2 separate regions of the Homo sapiens genome follow, and region 2 is linked to region 1. Evidence: read pairs that join two places in POLR2A ChIA-PET (ENCODE). Cell type or tissue: CD4-positive, alpha-beta T cell. All regions are shown on one strand. Each heading gives the region's core, and the rest is flanking DNA. Links, peaks and the distances in the headings are about the cores only.

Region 1 (9,623 bases), core at 597-8,596:
AACTTAGAGGTAAAGAAAGAAGTCGATGAAGTCCCTTTTGCATTTTGCAGGCCACGTGCGAGCGAGGGTTTGCAGCAATGGAAGAAACGCACCAGAAGAAGATTGAAGATCTCCAGAGGCAGCACCAGCGGGAGCTAGAGAAACTTCGAGAAGAGAAAGACCGCCTCCTAGCCGAGGAGACAGCGGCCACCATCTCAGGTTGGGGGGTGGGGTAACCCTGAGGGCAGGGTGGGTGGCCAGCTTTTTTTGAGCTAGACACACAACTCAGAGGAATGGCAGCCTTTAAATTGCCTTTTGGCTGAGATGTAAACTTCATTGTTGAAGGGTTCTTTGACTATTCACTCTGAGGCAAAGGCCAATTTTAGGTCCCTTTTGAGAGCTTGTAAACTGAGAGCGCACACTTCGACCCCTGACAGCCCCGTCGTGGCCGGCTGCACACAAGGAGCTGTCCCAACCTGTGACTTTCCAGTTCCAACAAGTAGACTGACCAGTGTCAGTCCAGCCAGTGACTTTCCCCCTGACAGACACCTGTCAACGTGGGACCACCTCTGGCCAGAATGCCCCTGCCGTCAGCGTGAAGATATGTAGCTTCACCGGCAGGTGGCCCTAAACAAGCACGTCCCCTCCGCCTTGTGCTGCCTTCCCTTTATGTAATCGCCACCTCAGTGGTTTGTTAATTTAGTTCCAAGGAAGAAAATACACCAGCACAAAAGCTTGCTTGTTTTATAAACTCATGTTGGAATTTAACAATGACATTTATTTAATCAGTTTGGTTTTCTTCTAACACCAAAAAAAAAGCCAAACGTGCATTCCTTCCAGGGGGAGTTCATGAAGAATTCTCCCAGCCTGCACCCACCTCAGAGAATTGGTTCATGAGGGGCCAGCCTGTCATGCAAAATCCAACTGCTGATTGACTAAGCAAGCATCAGCAGTGGCAGGCGCCATCCCATTGTGTGGAGCTCCCCACCCCCACCCCTGTCAGCAGGAAGGGCGTGGTCCCTCGGTGCTGAGGCCGTGTCCTTGCCTGCAGCCATCGAAGCCATGAAGAACGCCCACCGGGAGGAAATGGAGCGGGAGCTGGAGAAGAGCCAGCGGTCCCAGATCAGCAGCGTCAACTCGGATGTTGAGGCCCTGCGGCGCCAGTACCTGTAAGTGGCTGGGCCTGCCCATCTGCCCTTGGGAGGGCCCCTCTGGGGTGCTGACCAGGCCACAGCTGGGCCCTTCCTGTGTCTTTGCAGAGGCCTCCAGAAGTGGGGCCTGGGGCCCCTGGGTGCTGAGGGCAGCTCAGATGCCCTCTTGTCCAGTGCAGGATATGGCCCAAGTGGGGCCTCCTTTATTCAGAGAGACTGTTCCTCGAAATGCCAAGAACGAGATGTAACAAACGAAATCTTAAACTCCCCTCTTGTCCAGGGCTGATCCCAGCAACTGCCCAGATGTGTTCTTCGACAGCTGCCCTGCTAGCCCACCAGGAGCCAGGCAGCCGGGCTTGGTCGTACAGGGCAGAAGTGAGAACTAGCACTGTGGTTTAAAACCACACGTGCTGATTCCCTCTGCACAGGCAGGATAGAAAAATACCAGAAAAACTGCTGTAGACTTTTTTCACTTGGTAGAATTGACACAGCCAGAAGCCCACAGATTGGCCACCATGAGCCTCACGGCACTCAGGCTCTACCAGGAGCCTTTATAGCATAGCCGAAGCCAGGGGCCCTGCCTCAGGAGCTGGCAGCAGTCAGCAGCACCCTGTAGAGGCTCACGCTGACCTTGGTCAGAGCAGGGTGGCCCACCTGGAAGCCCCTCATCCCTGGTTCACCTGCAGGAGGACGGCCCTCCTGGATCCAGGGTGGCAGAACAGCCTCAGGAAGCTTGGGTTTTTGGGTCTTGTGTAGAGCCTGGTCCTGGCTGTCAGACACAGATGGCTTCAAAAGTGGGTTTACTGAAAACAAATTCTGAGTCAGAAGAGAGTTCTAGAAATGGGGGTTCTGTGTGGCTGCAGACTGGACTCTGTCCTGACTGGCATCCCCAGAGAAGTGCTAGCTGTAGGACTGTCAGACTGTGAGAAAGGACCAGGGAGGGGCGTGAGGCCATCTCTGTAAGGGATCCCTTACTCTGTATGACCCAGGCTGATTAAGACAACAGACTGTGTGGGCCTGACCTGTGCTTGGCTGTGTCTGGTGTCAAGGAGGGACACCGGCCTCTGAGAGGCCTTGTCCAGAAGCAGGCAGAGGAGTGAGTGCTGCCCTCTCCCCAGGGAGGAGCTGCAGTCGGTGCAGCGGGAACTGGAGGTCCTCTCGGAGCAGTACTCGCAGAAGTGCCTGGAGAATGCCCATCTGGCCCAGGCGCTGGAGGCCGAGCGGCAGGCCCTGCGGCAGTGCCAGCGTGAGAACCAGGAGCTCAATGCCCACAACCAGGTGAGCCTGCAGCCAGGTGAGCCCAAGGTTAGTCAGGGGCACTCAAGGTCAGGTAGACCCATAGTCAGGTGAGTCCACACTGGAGCTGGAGCCAGGCCTCACCCTCAAAGTGGCATGAAGGTCCCTGAACCACAGAGTGGTTACCTGCCCCAGGGCTTCTCCCTGCCACCCAGCGTGGCCATCTGTGTTGTCAGAAACATCACCGCGGATAGCTAGAGCAACGCTGTACTGCCACGTGCACCACCTGCTTACACATGACATCACTCTTGCTTTGACCCTTTCTGAGACTCTCGGGTGTCTTGGTGTCTTCTCTGTGCTCCTCTGAACCTCTGGCTCACTGTTTCTGGGCAGGGCCTGGCAGGGTCATCCCAATCCTCCAGGATCCTGTCCCCCAGGGATTGAGCTGACACTTCTCAGGGTCAGGCTTACGGCTCACATTTATTTTTGTCAGATTTTTTTTCTTAAGATTTGCTTGCTCTGTCCGGGCGCGGTGGCTCACGCCTGTAATCCCAGCGCTTTGGGAGGCCAAGACGGGCGGATCACAAGGTCAGGGATTGAGACCATCCTGGCTAACATGGTGAAACCCCATCTCTACTAAAAATACAAAAAATTAGCTGGGTGTGGTGGTGGGCGCCTATAGTCCCATCTACTGGGAAGGCTGAGGCAGGAGAATGGTGTGAACTCGGGAGGCGGAGCCTGGGTGACAGAGCGAGACTCCGTCTAAAAAAAAAAAAAAAAAGATTTGCTTGCTCCTTAGTTAATTGGGGTGCATTTAAATCCTGGCTAATGGAAAGGTTCAAGCCAGGATTCGTTCAATATTGGCTTTTCTGTGGGCACCAAATTAAAACAGCCCTCTATGACCCTGCCCTGCACAAACACCCCCTGGGGCTGGGAACATAGTCCCTTTCTCACCTGAGGCCTTCCCAAGGGGCATGGCTGCTGCACAGGGCTGTGTATGAGGCTGCTCAGGCAGGACTGGGTCCACTCACTGCTGCTGTGGCTTAAAGATTACCCCACAGGAGCTCAGATGGGACCAGCCATGGAACAGATTGACACTAGTTATTGTGACAGAAAGGAATTAAGGGTTATCGATTGGATCCTGCCTACGCAGTTCCACAGATACACAAAGAACCTAGGGAAATGGCCTTCCCGGGTTGTGTCATGCGACTTGGCCCCAGGCAGCTCTGGAGTGTCACTGTTGTGTTGCTGTCCCCCAGGAGCTGAACAACCGCCTGGCTGCAGAGATCACACGGTTGCGGACGCTGCTGACTGGGGACGGCGGTGGGGAGGCCACTGGGTCACCCCTTGCACAGGGCAAGGATGCCTATGAACTAGAGGTACCATCAGGAGCCAGGCCCTGCCTGACTCAGCTCTGCACCCAGGAACCCCAGGGGAGTGCAGCATGGCCCCTGTCTTACAGGGTTGTGGGAGGAACAGACCTGAGACAGCAGGAGTCACAGGGTCCAGGAAGATCCAAATCACCCGAAGGCGGCGAGGAGCAGTGAGCTGCCAGGTGGCATGAGAGCCACTAGCCGAGTGGAGCCCTCGAGGGGCTGTGGGGATCCTGACCCCATCTCACTCCACCCACTCCCCTCCATTTCTGCTATGCCACAAACACTGACCACTCAAAAGGACACGTTCTGTAGCCATGTGGCTGCTGCAGCTCAGGTCAGGGAGGCTCGCTTTATGTTAGAATGATGGATTCTGGAGTATAGGGTGTCCTTTTAGGAAGGCACTTAGATTTCTCCACATTCAATTAAAATTTCACCCTAAAATGTGCTAAAATTTCAGCACTCAGCCAGCCAGAGCTCACCCAGCTGGGCTGGTTCTGGTGGCTTTGAGCTTTGTCTCTGTCGTGGAGCCGCCTCCTGGCAGTGACACTGAGAGGCCAAGGCTGGGAGGGACCAGTGCTTGGTGTGATCAGCTCCTGCCCCGAGTCCAGGTGTTGGGCCGCTGTCTGCTGTGCCTGTGCCTTGTACTAAATGAGTGCTTTACCAAAAGGGCGGGCAAGAGAGGCTGAGTGAGTCTGACACAAGTGTCAGTGGTAACATTTCCTGATTCTCGCGGGCTTGGTCCCCAGAGACAAGCAGGTCTAGTTCACAGCACCCCAGGCTGAGGAGGGAGTCCTTGGCACTGGGAGGAATCACGGCCATTTCCTTCCTCTTCCTGTTTCTGTATGTGAGGCTGAAGCTGTGAGCGGTGTTTAAACGATGCTTGCCCGCATTGGGCACCACGAGGCTGCCCTGCTCACTGGTGATTGGAGAGCCCTCTGCACGCTTCAGCCTGCTGTGGAGACTCTGGAGGTTTCTTTGCTCCTGAATATTGGTCCCTGATCTCTCTGTCATTTTAGGTCTTATTGCGGGTAAAGGAATCGGAAATACAGTACCTGAAACAGGAGATTAGCTCCCTCAAGGATGAGCTGCAGACGGCACTGCGGGTAAGGCCACCGCACCACAGGAGGGCGGGTACGGGAACAGGCTCTAGGTGACATGCGCCTCCTGAACTCAGGCTGGTGCTCAGCGCGGGCTCTTCTGAAGCAGATTTTACTCTTGTGAGGAAGGAGGTTTCCAAAATCAAGCCCTCTTAAAAGACCAGCCTGCAGGCAGGTGCTGTGGGAACGTGGACATGAGCAACCTGCCTGGCCTGGCTCCAGCTTCAGTGTGTATGTGCTTTTTGTGTGCCTTGGGAGGAATGTTCCAGAGAAAAGGCCTGTGAAGTGAGGCAAGGCTTGACTTCCATTTGAGCCGCCCCCTGGCTTCCACCAGCCTCCTCCAGGGACTCCTGGAGTCAGGGGAGATGACAGAATCATTGGTGGTCACTCAGTCACCTAGGGAATCTAGGACACAGAGAGGATTTCCAGGCTGAAGCCCACAAGGGAGGGGCCTGGGCACTCAGGGCCACACCAGGCTGGTCGGGCAATCCCGGAACTGCCTCCTGCACTCACCGGGCCTGGAGATTATCCTGCCATGTCCTGATGGCTGTGCCCGTGTCCTTAGGCCCCGTGGTTTTTCCTCTCTGTCCACTGTCTGCCTCTAGAAGACAGAGGTGAACAAGCCTCCTCTTCCGCCCACAGCAAGCCTCCCTACCGTGTTCAGTCCCCAGGAAGACAGGCCATGTTGTATGTGCTCCTCTTTCCTGGATGTAACTACCATTCTCTGTCATTTCACTCCCAAGGACAAGAAGTACGCAAGTGACAAGTACAAAGACATCTACACAGAGCTCAGCATCGCGAAGGCTAAGGCTGACTGTGACATCAGCAGGTTGAAGGAGCAGCTCAAGGCTGCAACGGAAGCACTGGGGGAGAAGTCCCCTGACAGTGCCACGGTGTCCGGATATGGTGCGTCCTCGGGTCATGCCCTCTCGGTTATTGCTGGGGGGCTTATGGGGGTTTGGTCGTAGAGGTTTCCCGGTGCTTGACTTGAAGCAGAAGAGTCCCAGTGATGCTTGTAGACCCAGGCATCCCAGTGGAGCAGGAGCACCAGCTTCACACGGCTGCCCCAGACAGGCCTTGCTCTCCCCATCGCAGCAGTGGATGCTGTGCTGATTGCTCTAGGGAGAACCCATAGTATCAGCATAATATTTTCGAAATAATAACAAGTCTTATTTTTCTAAAGAACTCAACCACTGGGCAGAAGTAGCTCTCACTAGCTGCTTGATCCTAGGATTTGACTATAATATCTGTAAAAGGCCATAGAGTGGAGAATGGGAGGGAGCTCCCTGCTTTCTGGAATGAACAACAGAACTGGCCCTTTTTTTCTTGGCTAAAAACATTTAGGTACCCTGTAAAAAATAGATGGCAGGAAGGATGAAAGAGTTAACATTTTATCAAGCATTTTCAGCTCATACGTAATTTTTTTTTTTTTTTTTTTGAAACTGGGTCTTGCTCTGTTGCCCAGGGTGGAATGCAATGGCGTGATTTCACTGCAGCCTCCGCCTCCCAGGCTCAAGGATTCTCCCACCTTAGCCTCCCCAGTAGCTGGGACTACAGGAGTGCACCACAAAACACCTGGCTAATTTTTGTATTTTTAGTAGAGACAGAGTTTCACCACGTTGCTCAGACTGATCTCAAACTCCTGGGCTCAAGCGATCCAGCCACCTTGGCCTCCCAAAGTGCTGAGATTACAGGTGTGAGCCACTGCACCTGGCCAGATTATACATAATTTCATTTGACCTTCATCTTGATTTTTTATACAGAGACGCACAAACAGGAAAAGATGTGCTAGCTCACTAATATCAAAAAAGAAAAAATCAACTTTTTTTCTGTCAGGCAAGGAATAGTGATTATGTACTGACAGATGCTGGGAGGAAGACTTCATTTTTCCATAAATACCTTGAGTAGTCAGGCTTGGTGGTAGGCCTGGCTACCCAGGAGGCTGAGGTGGGAGGATCACTTGAGCCCAGGAGTTCTAGGCAGTCACACACAAAGCTAAGTCGATCAGGTGTCCACACTAAGTTTGGCATCAATATGGTGACCTCCTGCGAGTAGGGGATCACCAGGTTGCCTAAGGAGGGGTGAACTGGCTCAGGTCAAAATGAAAGAGGTCAAAACTCCTGTGCTGGCCAGGTGCAGTGGCTCACACCTGTAATCCCAGCACTTTGGGAAGCTAGGTGGGCAGATCACTTGATCTCAAAAGTTCAAGACCAGCCTGGGCAACATGGCAAAACCCTGTCTCTACAAAAAATACAAAAAAACTAGCTGGGACTGCTGGCATGCACCTGTAGTCCCAGCGCTACTTGGGAGGCTGAGGTGGGAGGATCACTTAAGCCCAGCAGGTGGAAATGGCAGTGAGCCATGATTACACTGCTGCACTCCAGCCTGGGTGACAGAATGAGACCCTGCCTCAAAAAAAAAAGAAAAAAAAAACCTGTGCTGACCTGTGGTGGAATCACACCTGTGAATAGGCACTGCATTCTAGTCTGGGCAACACAGCAAGAATCTGTCTCTTAAAAGAAACAGAGGGCGGGCGTGGTGGCACCCGCCTGTAATCCCAGCACTTTGGGAGGTTGAGGCGGGTGGATCACGAGGTCAGGAATTCGAGACCAGTCTGGCCAACATTGTGAAACCCCGTCTCTACTAAAAATACAAAAATTAGCTGGACATGGTGGCACATGCCTGTAATCCCAGCACTTTGGGAGGTTGAGGCGGGTGGATCACGAGGTCAGGAGTTCGAGACCAGTCTGGCCAACATTGTGAAACCCCGTCTCTACTAAAAATACAAAAATTAGCTGGACATGGTGGCACGCACCTGTAGTCCCAGCTACTCGGGAGGCTGAGGCAGGAGAATCGCTTGAACCCAGGAGGCAGAGGTTGCAGTGAGCTGCTGAGTTTGTGCCACTGCACTCCAGCCTGGCGACAGAGCAAGACTCCATCTCAAAAAAAAAAAAAAAAAGCAAAACAAAAAACCCCACACATGCACAGGATGTGTGATATGACTCAGTATCTGTTTGTGTTACAGGTACTTAAGTAGACATTTCTAAGAAGCCTAAAGGACTGCTATCTGGGTGGGTGGACAATGAGAAGGCCTTGGCCTTATCATCTTGCTTTAGACAGCCCTGTGCTACCAGGAGGAAGGTAGAGAATCATGGATAATGGGGGTAGGGGTCTGCTCAGCATTGAGGTCCCACACCAGAGTGAGGGGACCAAGTCCCTTTGAAGGGAATGCTGTTGTGGGCTACAGTCACAGTGCAGGAAGCCCTGGCGGGGCCCCACATACACATTCTCCCATTGTGCTGGTGTTTTATGGTGGTCTGAAGAGATCTAGCATGTTTTATGGTTATTGGCTTTGAATTCCCTTAGAGTTGTTTAAGGAATTGTCCTAAGTATGCTGCAGTAGGAAGCTTGGGAAATGTTTCAGGATTTAGTCTGGTTCCAGAGGGTTTTAGAAAGCAAAGGTAACAGGTCTGTTTGTTTTCATTATATACCGCAGATATAATGAAATCTAAAAGCAACCCTGACTTCTTGAAGAAAGACAGATCCTGTGTCACCCGGCAACTCAGAAACATCAGGTCCAAGGTGAGTCTGGGGTCCAGCCCCCTGGTGGGAGGGGCTTGAGGGACACTGGGGAGAGTAGCCCAAATTGAAGTATGAGTGCTCCCATGGGCCACAGCTGCCAAAGCCCCAGGGCCCAGCACTGAGCCAGCCCGAGCTCACCCTGCTGGGCTGGTTCTGGTGGCTTTGAGCTCTGTGTCTGTCTTGGAGCCACCTCCTGGCAATGACACTGACAGGCCAGGGCTGTGAAGAGCAGTGCTTGGCATGATCAGCTCCTGCCTCGAGGCCAGGTTTCACCCAGCCCTGCTCATGTCGGCCTGCTGTCAGCTGTGCCTGTGTTGTTCCTTGCACATCACTGTTGTGACACTGGTGCCGCCTCCAAGAGATGATGCTGCCTGCTCTTGTTCCCCAGCCAGGAAGCAGTACATCTTTAGTGTGCTGTCCAGAGCCAGCCATGCACAGGAGGGCGGGCGGAGGTGGGAGCGGCACCGCGTGTGTTTGGGATTGGTTGTGTGTCTCATGTCTGCTCTCTCCTCTGACAGTCCGTAATTGAGCAGGTCTCGTGGGATACCTGAAATGCACCCGCTTCCCGGCCCATGCAGGAGGTAAACCGCCTCTCCCACCGCCTGCATGCACTGCTCACACCCCCATGGCAAACGCCTGTGTCATGGTTACTTTATTTCAATTCATCCTGCTCCAACAAACACATACCAAATCCAAGTGAGGTTTCTTTAACCTGCTCTGGGGAGTTAATTGGCACTCTAACCTCTTAACAGAGATGACCCTGGCAGTGAGGTGCTCCTCTAGCCTGGTGGGCAGGCAGAGAGCCAGGCACCCATCAGCATGCATGTTGGATAATCTGTGCACAACGGCTGAACTCACTCCACCCCCTCAGGGGACACTTGTCTTGCCCTCTGTCACGAGGTGGAATTTACAGATGTCCACACTGGCAAGTGAAGTCTACCGTCACCAAAGGCCTCGCCCACCTAGTGAGCCACTTAGTGGCCTCTGTCTGTCAAGGCTAACAGGGTGGTCATTCTAGGAATGGATAAACCAGGACTAGAGCTTGGTGAAGATGGTTCAGAAGAGCGTGATAACTACAAGCAATAGGGGCGAAATATTTACCAGTATTTTTTTTTTTAATAAAACAAAAGCTTCTCACTAGGTGCCATTGAAGGCCCTATGCCAGAGAGGAGGTGGGGGAGGGCCCATGGTGGGAGACACCC
Region 2 (9,623 bases), core at 555-8,554, 85 kb after region 1:
CTGCTCTCTTGGGATCTGATGAAAATGACCCCTTTCAGAAACATATTAAAAGAGCTCTATTCTTAATGGCAGCTGGTAATATTTACAACAATGGCATTTTCAGAGCTGGGCATATTAAAACCCTCATCTTGAAAATTCCTTTTTTTTTTGAGATGGAGTCTTGCTCTGTTGCCCAGGCTAGAGTGCAGAGGCGCAATCACAGTTCATAGCAGTTCAAGGGAACCTCCTGTTTCAGCCTCCTGAGTAGCTGAGACTACAGGTGTGCACCACTGTGCCCAGCTAATTTTATTGTTTTATTTTTTGTAGAGATGAGATCTTACTTAGTTGCCCAGACTGGTTTCAAGCTCCTGGTTTCAACGTATCTTCCTGCCTCAGCTCCCCAAAGTGCTGGAAGTACAGGGGTAAGCCACTGTGCCTGGCCATAAATTCTTGATGAGCCAATAATTTTAAAACCTACATATACTTTAGTTCAGAGAATAGTACCCAAGAAATTGAAATTACTGCTAACTTTAAGAAGTACACAAGTAGTTTAACACAAACAAAGACTCAAAAGTCAACATTCTAGCCTGACCAACACAGTGGGATCCCATCTCTACAAAAAATGTAAAAGTAGGCCAGGCGCGGTGGCTCACACCTGTCATCTTAGCACTTTGGGAGGCCAAAGTGGGCAGATCACTTAAAGTCAGGAGTTTGAGACCAGCCTGGCCAACATGGCGAAACCCCGTGTCTACTAAAAATACAAAAATTAGCCAGGTGTGGTGGTGTGCACCTGTAGTCCCAGCTACTCAGGAGGTTGAGGCAGGAGAATCGCTTGAACCCAGGAGGCAGAGTCTGCAGTGAGCAAAGATCGCACCACTGCACTCCAGCCTGGACAACAGAGCGAGACTCAGTCACAGAAAAAAAAAAAAAGAAAAAATACCAAACAAACAAAAGAGCAGGGTCAAGAATAGCACGTAGAGTATGACCCCAATTACATATAACTGGGAGAGTCTATGCATACACATAGAAAAGAAACAGAGAAGAGGAACCTAGAAAAACATCTACTAGGCCGGGCGTGGTGGCTCATGCTTGTAATCCCAGCACTTTGGGAGGCTGAGGCGGGCGGATCACGAGGTCAGGAGATCGAGACCATCCTAGCTAACACGGTGAAACCCCGTCTCTACTAAAAATACAAACAATTAGCCAGGTGTGGTGGCGGGCACCTGTAGTCCCAGCTACTCGGGAGGCTGAGGCAGGAGAATGGCGTGAACCCGGGAGGTGGAGCTTGCAGTGAGCCGAGATCGAGCCACTGCACTCCAGCCTGGGAGACAGAGCAAGACTCCGTCTCAAAAAAAAAAAAAAAGAAAAAGAAAAAGAAAAAGAAAAACATCTACTAAAATGTTAACACAAAGTAATATTTCAATGGGAGAGGTGGCAGATTTAACCCATCCCCAGCTGCCTTCCATCCCAGCCATGCCATCACCTACTGATACAGTCTACCTGTTGAGACTTCTTTGGATTTTCTAGTAAGAAAAACTTGGCTAGAAAAATCCTTTGATGTTTCCCCGTTCTTTTCATTTTAGCACTGGGACATCATGCCAAAAATGGAGCAGCCACTATCACAGATGTAACCTTCTGACTAGCTATGTCCTTTAAAGACACGGTTCCTGCCCACCATACCTTATGGTAGCCCTCCCCAGGTCCCTCTGGCAGGCAGTGCTTGTGAGCTCAGTGTACCACAATCCACCACTTCGTGTCAACATACGAAGGACCCAGGACCTTGATGACTTTGTGAGTCACTACCCCAGCCCTGGAAAGACCATTTCGAGTTGAGACTCTTCCTGTTTGATCAAAAAAAAATTTTTTTTGAGACGGAGTCTCACTTTGTCCCCCAGACTGGAGTGCAGTGGTGCAATCTCGGCTCACTGCAACCTCTATCTCCTGGGTTCAAATGATTCTCCTGCCTCAGCCTTCCAAGTAGCTGGGATTACAGGTATGTGCCACCACGCCCAGCTAATTTTTGAAACCGTTATTTAATTTTCATTTGCTATTTTGCAATTTAACATCTTTTGTAACATGTACTATCTTTTATGTTTGTTAGCATTTGGGTTCTTTTATCTAAACTTCAATTACTAGTCACAAACAGAGTTTGTGTTTTTAATGGCAGCTGTTTTTTAATGGCTACCTCTTGATGGCAAAAGACAGAAATTTACTTAGAATGGTTCTGTTGGCACTTGGGCCAAAAAGAAAATTTTATGGAGAGAATTAGGCTGCTTGTTATTTAAGTCTCTTAGATCCTGGTCTTTTAAACCTGTAGGTCAAGCTGGTTTTTCTGGCTCACAAGTTACACTGGTTTTGATCTTTGACTTGATTTCTCTTTCACGTTCTTCATTTTTCTCTCATAAAAATTAACTTTTTACAAATTCACTACTGATTTCCTTCTATTCTAGAAGCTATGGCTAGTCTTTCTAGAGTATTTGGAAGGATTCTTTTTCTTGCCCATTGACCCTCTCCTCACCTTCCTTCCTCTTCTCCTTAGGATCCTTTATCCTTGTATGAGGTCTGCCCACCTCAACGGCCACCCCGACCCACCTCTCTTCTCTAGCTTCTCCATTGGGCTAGGGGAAGTCACCTCTCCCCTAAGTCCTCACGTAGCCAAATCCATCAGCCTTTTCCATTGCTGGGTAGCCTAGCAAAAAAACAGCTACCCTATTCTGGTTCCTTGGCTCGTCCCCAACCATGCATCACCATGGCTGACACAAGGCAAAGGATGTGCACAGGAACAGATGCACTGTGTTCTCAGCAGCTGTGAACTATGCATATCTGGCCAGACTTCCCAAGAGAAAAAAGCAATCCTCTATTTGTTGAGCTACAGGATTCCTGTAACTTGCAGCCTATACCTTCCTAAAACACAAAAAATTTCATTTTTCATTATTTTTCTGTACTGTTTGAACGTTTGACATTAAGCATATTTTCTATAGTCAAAACCTAGCAGGTTATTTTCATCTTGACAATAAAAATTATAGAATTGGCTTACATCCTAGAAGAAAATAAAAATTATATAATTGGCTTACATCCTAGAAGTCAATTGCACAAAGTTTGTACAACCCTGGCCTAAATGGTAATGTCCGAGTAGTACTATGTTCACATAAGGTGTTCTCATTGGCTGGGTGCGGTGGTTCATGTCTGTAATCCCAGCAGTTTGGGAGGCCAAGGCAGGTGGATCACATGAGCACAGGGGTTCGAGACCGCCTGGCCAACATAGCAAAACCTTGTCTATACAAAAAATACAAAAATTAGCTGGGCGTGGTGGCTCACACCTGTGGTCCCAGCTGCTTGGGAGGCTGAGGTGGGCAGATCACTTGAGCTCAGGAGGCAGAGGGTGCAATGAGCCGAAATCACGCCACTGCACACCAGCCTGGGCAACAGAGCAAGGCACTGTGTCAAGAGAGAAAAAAAAAAAATGTTCTAATAGAGATCAGCACAGACAGAACAGACAGGTTGCAAGGCTGGTGACAGTGCACTGAGGTCTGCATCATTAGCATCCCTCATCTGCCCTGCTGGAGCTGCTGACCTCTCTGAGGCTGCCTTTCACTGTCTCCCAATGTAGCCTTGTCTCCTACCTTTCTTCCTCTTCACCTGCTCCAAATACCCTGCTCTAGCCCTGAAAAGACCAAAGGTATACATCAAATTCTTTCTAAGAAGCCAATCACAAGAGAGTTCTCTCTCAGCACAGAAATCCTGCCATGCTTTATCCCTGTACCTGCTTCCTCAGCTCTGAAAAGGGAGAGAAAGGGAAACATGGCCCCCAGGGGGTCAGGAGCTGCCCTGTGAAGGTGGCACTTTCCTCACCTTTGTTAGCCTCTGAATATTCTTCTTATAAAGAGATGACAAGCATTGCTTCACCAGCCCCATGTTGTTATCGCGAGTGAAGGTTTCACTGTGCTTATTCACCAGGTTTCGGAGTTCTGAGGGGTTGTTGGTTGAATACACTTGTGCTAACTCGTGGTATGCATTGCTAAGAGGCTAAAGATGCAAAGGAGGGAAAAAATTCAGATTAAAACTTCAGAAGAGGCCAGGTGTGGGGACTCACGCCTGTAATCTCAACACTTTGGGAGGCCGAGGCGGACAAATCACCTGGGGTCAGGGGTTAAACACCAGCCTGACCAACATGAAGAAACCCCGTCTCTACTAAAAATACAAAATTAACTGAGCGTGATAGCACATGCCTGTAATCCCAGCTACTTGGGAGGCTGAGGCAAGAGAATCGCTTGAACCCAGGAGGTGGAGGTTGCAGTGAGCCAAGATCGTGCCACTGCACTCCAGCCTGGGCAACAAAGCAAAACTCCGTCTCAAAAAAAAAAAAAAAACCAAAAACAAACAAACAAACTTCAGAAGACTCAAATGTGTATAGGAAGCAAAAACACACTTACATACTATTTTTTAAGCAAGTATATCCCATATTGTCAGGTAACTACACACTGTTACCCTACAAATTATAATTTACCCAAAGCAAATGCCTGGTTTTTAAGACCAGGGATAGAAAGTCACTATGGAGTAATTCATTTTCCACAAAATTTTGTACTACAGACCAAGTAATAACACAGCAGGTGAAAACCCACTGAATTTAGTGAAGGCACACGTCTTCATCAGTGCTTCTGTTTTTCTACTGATAAATCATATAGAGAAGAAAGGAGTCAAAACATTCATCATTCCCAACTCTCCCTCTCTCTTTCTCACACCTCACCAGATGCAACAGGACAATCTGCTACTTCTGCTAGCAAGAAGGAAGACAGGGCCGGGCATGGTGGCTCACGCCTGTAATCCCAGCACTTTGGGAGGCCGAGGCGGGTGGATCACGAGGTCAAGAGATCGAGACAATCCTGGCTAACACGGTGAAACCACATCTCCACTAAAAATACAAAAAATTAGCTGGGCATGGTGGCACACACCTGTAGTCCCAGCTACTCGGGAGGCTAAGGCAGGAGAATCGCTTGAACCCGGGAGGCAGAGGTTGCAGTGAGCTGAGATCACGCCACTGCACTCCAGCTTTGGTGACAAGAGCAAAACTCCATTTCTAAATAAATAAATAAATAAATAAAATGAAAAATATAACAAAACAAAATAAAGGCCAGGCTCAGTGGCACACACCTGTAATCCCAGCACTCTGGGAGGCAGACGCAGAAGGACTGCTTGAGGCCAGGAGTTCAACACCAACCTGGCCAACATAGCGAGACTCTGTCTCTAGGGAAAAAAAAAAAAATCAACTGTTATAGGAGCTTAAACATCTATAGCTGTAAGTATCTAGAGCACAAGTTTGAAAACGGGTTCCTGAGAAATATTCCATTCCAATCAGGTAATGAGAATGTGTAGCAGACATTCAATAAATGTCTGCTCACCTGAAGCTGCTAGGAGAGCTAAATCAGTATAAAACGAAGTTACAGAACTGTATCATTGCAATTTCTTTATATACTCAACATGCTCACGTAAGAAATCAGTTTTATGTAAAAAACTTACCTTAATGAATCTACCCACAATTTGAGATGTATATTTTGGTAGCTGTTGTACTTTGCCAAGTAATATCAAAGACACTAAAATATACTTTTTATATGATTCCAACATGATATGACTGACCGCCATGGCAGGAGTAGTTATAGCCTAGGCAAGAGAAGAATGCTTGCTGTAAAGAGAACATACCACAGTAGCAAACAACAATCAACCACATGTATCACATTAATTATAAGTCAATAATACTTTTTAAATGTCCCATTATTTTTATAACAGCCTTATTGAGATAGAATTCATTTTATTTTTATTTATGCATTTTTTAGAGACAGGGTCTCGCTCTGTCATCTAGGCTGGAGCGCAGTGATGTAATTATGGCTCACTGTACCCTCAAACTCCTTGGGTTCAAGCAATCTTCCTGCCTCAGCCTCCTGAGTACCTGGGACTATAGGAGTGGGCCACCATGCTTGACTAATTTTAAAATTTTTTGTAGAGGCCAGGCGCGGTGGCTTATGCCTGTAATCCCAGCACTTTGAGAGGCCGAGGTGGGTGGATCACGAGGTCAGGGGATCGAGACCAACCTGGCTAACACAGTGAAACCCCATCTCTACTAAAAATACAAAAAAATTAGCCGGGTGTGGTGGTGGGCGCCTGTAGTCCCAGCTACTTGGGAGGCTGAGGCAGGAGAAGGGTGTGAACCCAGGAGGCGGAGCTTGCAGTGAGCTGAGATTGCGCCACTGCACTCCAGCCTGGGCGACAAAGCGAGACTCCGTCTCAAAAAAAAAAATATTTTTTGTAGAAATGGAGTCTCACTATGTTGCTCAGGCTGACTCCTATGTTGCTCACTATGTTGTTCAGTCTTGTACTCCTGAGCTCAAGCAATGCTCCCACTTCAGCATCCCAAAGTGCTAGGATTACTGGCATGAGCCACCACGCCTGGCCACTTTCTTGTCTTTTTATTTTTGAGGACGAGTCTCTGTTACCCAGGCTGGAGTGCAGTGGCGCAATCCCGGCTCACTGCAACCTCCATCTCCTGGTTCAAGAGATTCTCCTGGCTGGGCGTGTTGGCTCATGCCTGTAATCCCAGCAATTTGGGAGGCCGAGGCGGGCGGATCACGAGGTCAGGAGATCAAGACCATCCTGGCTAACATGGTGAAACCCCATCTCTACTAAAAATACAAAAAATTAGCCAGGTGTGGTGGCAGGCACCTGTAGTTCCAGCTAGTCACGAGGCTGAGGCAGGAGAATGGTGTGAACCCGGGAGGCGGAGCTTGCGGTGAGCCGAGATCGTGCCACTGCACTCCAGCCTGGGCGACAGAGCAAGACTCCATTTCAAAAAAAAAAAAAAGAGATTCTCCTGCCTCAGTCTCCTGAGTAGCTGGGATTACAGGCGCCTGCTGCCAGGCCCAGCTAATTTTTGCATTTTTAGTAGAGACATTTTCACCATGTTGGCCAGGCTGGTCTTGAATTCCTGACCTCAGGCGATTTGCCTGCCTCGGCCTCCCAGTGTGCTGGGATTACAGGTGTGAGCCACCTCACCCAGCCTCTTGCCTTTTCTTTTTTTTTTTTTTTTTTTTGAGATGGAGTTTTGCTCTTGTTGCCCAAGCTGGAGTGCAATGGCACGATCTCGGCTCACTGCAACCTCCGCCTCTTGGGTTCAAGCAATTCTCCTGCTTCAGCCTCCTGAGTAGCTAGGATTACAGGCATGCACCACCATGCCCAGCTAAATTTTGTATTTTTAGTAGAGATGGGGTTTCTCCACGTTGGTCAGGCTGGTCTCGAACTCCCGACCTCAGGTGATCCGCCGGCCTCGGCCTCCCAAAGTGCTGGGATTACAGGCGTGAGCCACCGCACTCGGACGCCTCTTACCTTTTTAACACCCACTCATCCTGATATTTCAAGATCAAGTTTGCTCATGAGTTAACTATATTTGGCTACAGCAATGATAATGCATCCAGTGGCTACGAAGTGCATTTTTATAATTTTCCGAATGCGTAGTCTTAAAGAGAAGCCACCTTGAAGATTTAACCTGACTAGACACGTGCTTTAATGACACCATCTCTGCCTACTGGCACCTTATGGTGGCCCTCCTCAGGTCCCCTCAACAGGACACATCAACCACTCATTGTGGTATGGTTCAGAGCCACGGATGTGTGTACATGTATGCATGTGTATTATGTATTAGAATTCCAACTAAACCGAGCTCTCTGAAGGTTTTAAATATCCTTTATTACTTAATACATGCTATGAACTAAATAGGAACTTACGAACATCTAACTAATTTACCTTAAGTAAAGTGGTTTATTAATCAATATTGTGTATCTCTTTTTCAGAGTCTGAGTAAACCTCCAGAATATTCTACCAAATTGTGTACTATGTTTCATTACACAGACACAGAAAGGGTGGGAGGGACTTTTACTGTGTACTCCTTTCTACCCTTTAAATTTTGAATCAAGAGAATGTTTCACTGATTAAATAAAACTTAACAAAATACCACACATGGTTTTAGAATAAGACACAACCAAGATCACTCAGTTCAATCTCTTCCTTATATGCAAAGGAAGCTATAAAGGTCAAGAGATGTCATAACTTATTCCAAATCAGATAAGGTATAAGTGCAAGCCTAGATTAGAACCCCCAGACAAGTGCTCTTCTATGCACTGGCGCTGCTCCTCAACTTAGGGATCAGGTTACCACTATTTACATGATCACAGAGAAGTAGTCTCTGAAAGGACCAACACCTGAAACGGAGGCCCTGGGATCAGACCACTCTAGCCACAAACCTATGGGAGCACTTTTTTGATCACACAAGTTCAGAACAACCTCAGCTAATTTTTAGAGAGATTACCTGTTCATAAAAGTAGAGAGCTCTTTCAAAGTTCTTCAGCCCAGTATAGATCATCCCTCCATAATAATAGTAACATAAAAAGTGTTTTGCATCATAGGCTCCATTCTCTTTACAGATATCCATCATATCCACGTCAAGATATGGAAGGGCAGGCTTAAAGCATTTTGCTAGCAAACAAAGCTGTGAACAAATTGATATTAAATCATCACTTTAATTTTACTTAGGCAGGTATTAGCAGAAGGAGAAAATTCATTGATTCCAGAAATTTCCAAATAATGTAATTGTGTTTTACATTTTATTGACTAAAATTATCTAAATGTCAACACATTTCATGTATCTGCTATCTGAAATGCTTAGGACCACAAGTGTTTCAAATTTTGGAATATTTGCAGAATACATACCAGTTAAGCATCCCTAATCTGAAAACCTGAAATCCAATTGCTCCAATGAGCACTTTGAGTGCCAAGTTGGCATTCTAAAGATTTCAGATTTTGGAGCATTTTGGGTTTCAAATTTTTGGATTGGGTTTCAAATTTTCAGATTAGGAATAGTCAACCTGTACTCCATTTTCTTAGCCATTCAGAAAAAAACAGCATTACCTTTTTTTTTTTTTTTGAAATGGAGTCTCACTCTGTCACACAGGCTGGAGTGCAGTGGCGTCATCTCAGCTCACTGCAACCTCCACCTCCCGGGTTCAAGTGATTCTCCTGCATTAGCCTCCCGAGTAGCTGGGATTACAGGCGTGCACCACCACACCCAGCTAATTTTTGTATTTTTAGTAGAGACAGGGTTTCACCACATTAGCCAGGCTGGTCTCGAACTCCTGACCTCAAGTGATCCGTCCACCTTGGCCTCCGAATGTGCTAGGATTACAGGCGTGAGCCACCTCACCTGGGGGAGCATTTCTTTATAAAAAGCTAAACAGCTATAAGGCCAAGCATGCTATAGATGATTGAGAATAGAGAACTCTACAGACAAGACTCACTTATCTCTTAACCTATCCCTACCCATCTGATTAGAGGGAAAAAGAGTGTGTCCTCTTTCTTTACTGAACTAGTGGAATAGAAAGAGACCAGCATGGTGTGATACAAGTAGAAGTGGTTCCTTTAATTAATCCTTTAGGTAAATACAGGGAATTGTGCAACTCAAGAAAGCAAGCCCTTAGAACAGTTATCTAGCTAATGGAGACGCAGTGTAGACATGCGTACAAACTCACTGAGCTATACACTTTAGTATTTTACTGTCTATATGTTGTACCTCAATCACAATTTTTTTAAAACATTAAAAAGCA

Evidence for each region. Peaks named below come from ENCODE experiments on the same cell type or tissue, not always from the same donor. Only the 100,000 strongest peaks of a DNase experiment are listed, where the experiment ranks them.
Region 2: POLR2A ChIA-PET joins it to region 1 with 10 read pairs; 3 of 35 experiments call an interaction of 5 or more read pairs at or near these places.

Annotation. Positions count from the first base shown.
Region 1 is chr17:17,171,668-17,181,290 of GRCh38, forward strand. It overlaps MPRIP (myosin phosphatase Rho interacting protein), which reads left to right. Exons shown (of 24, transcript NM_001364716.4): 17 at 51-198; 18 at 1,031-1,148; 19 at 2,249-2,408; 20 at 3,626-3,745; 21 at 4,759-4,845; 22 at 5,583-5,745; 23 at 8,336-8,421. It also overlaps the pseudogene RN7SL775P. Among named protein-coding and RNA genes, the nearest start is that of PLD6, 30 kb to the right of the region's middle. RefSeq lists enhancers at 1-565, 566-1,225, 4,253-4,302. In CD4-positive, alpha-beta T cell, for the core only: no CTCF peak of the experiment used is centred there; DNase peaks (open chromatin) are centred at 4,504, 4,884, 5,664 and 7,834; H3K4me3 peaks cover 2,274 bases; H3K27ac peaks cover 6,443 bases.
Region 2 is chr17:17,256,470-17,266,092 of GRCh38, forward strand. COPS3 (COP9 signalosome subunit 3) reads right to left here. Exons shown (of 12, transcript NM_003653.4): 6 at 8,333-8,512; 7 at 5,497-5,637; 8 at 3,832-4,005. Among named protein-coding and RNA genes, the nearest start is that of COPS3, 20 kb to the right of the region's middle. In CD4-positive, alpha-beta T cell, for the core only: no CTCF peak of the experiment used is centred there; no DNase peak of the experiment used is centred there.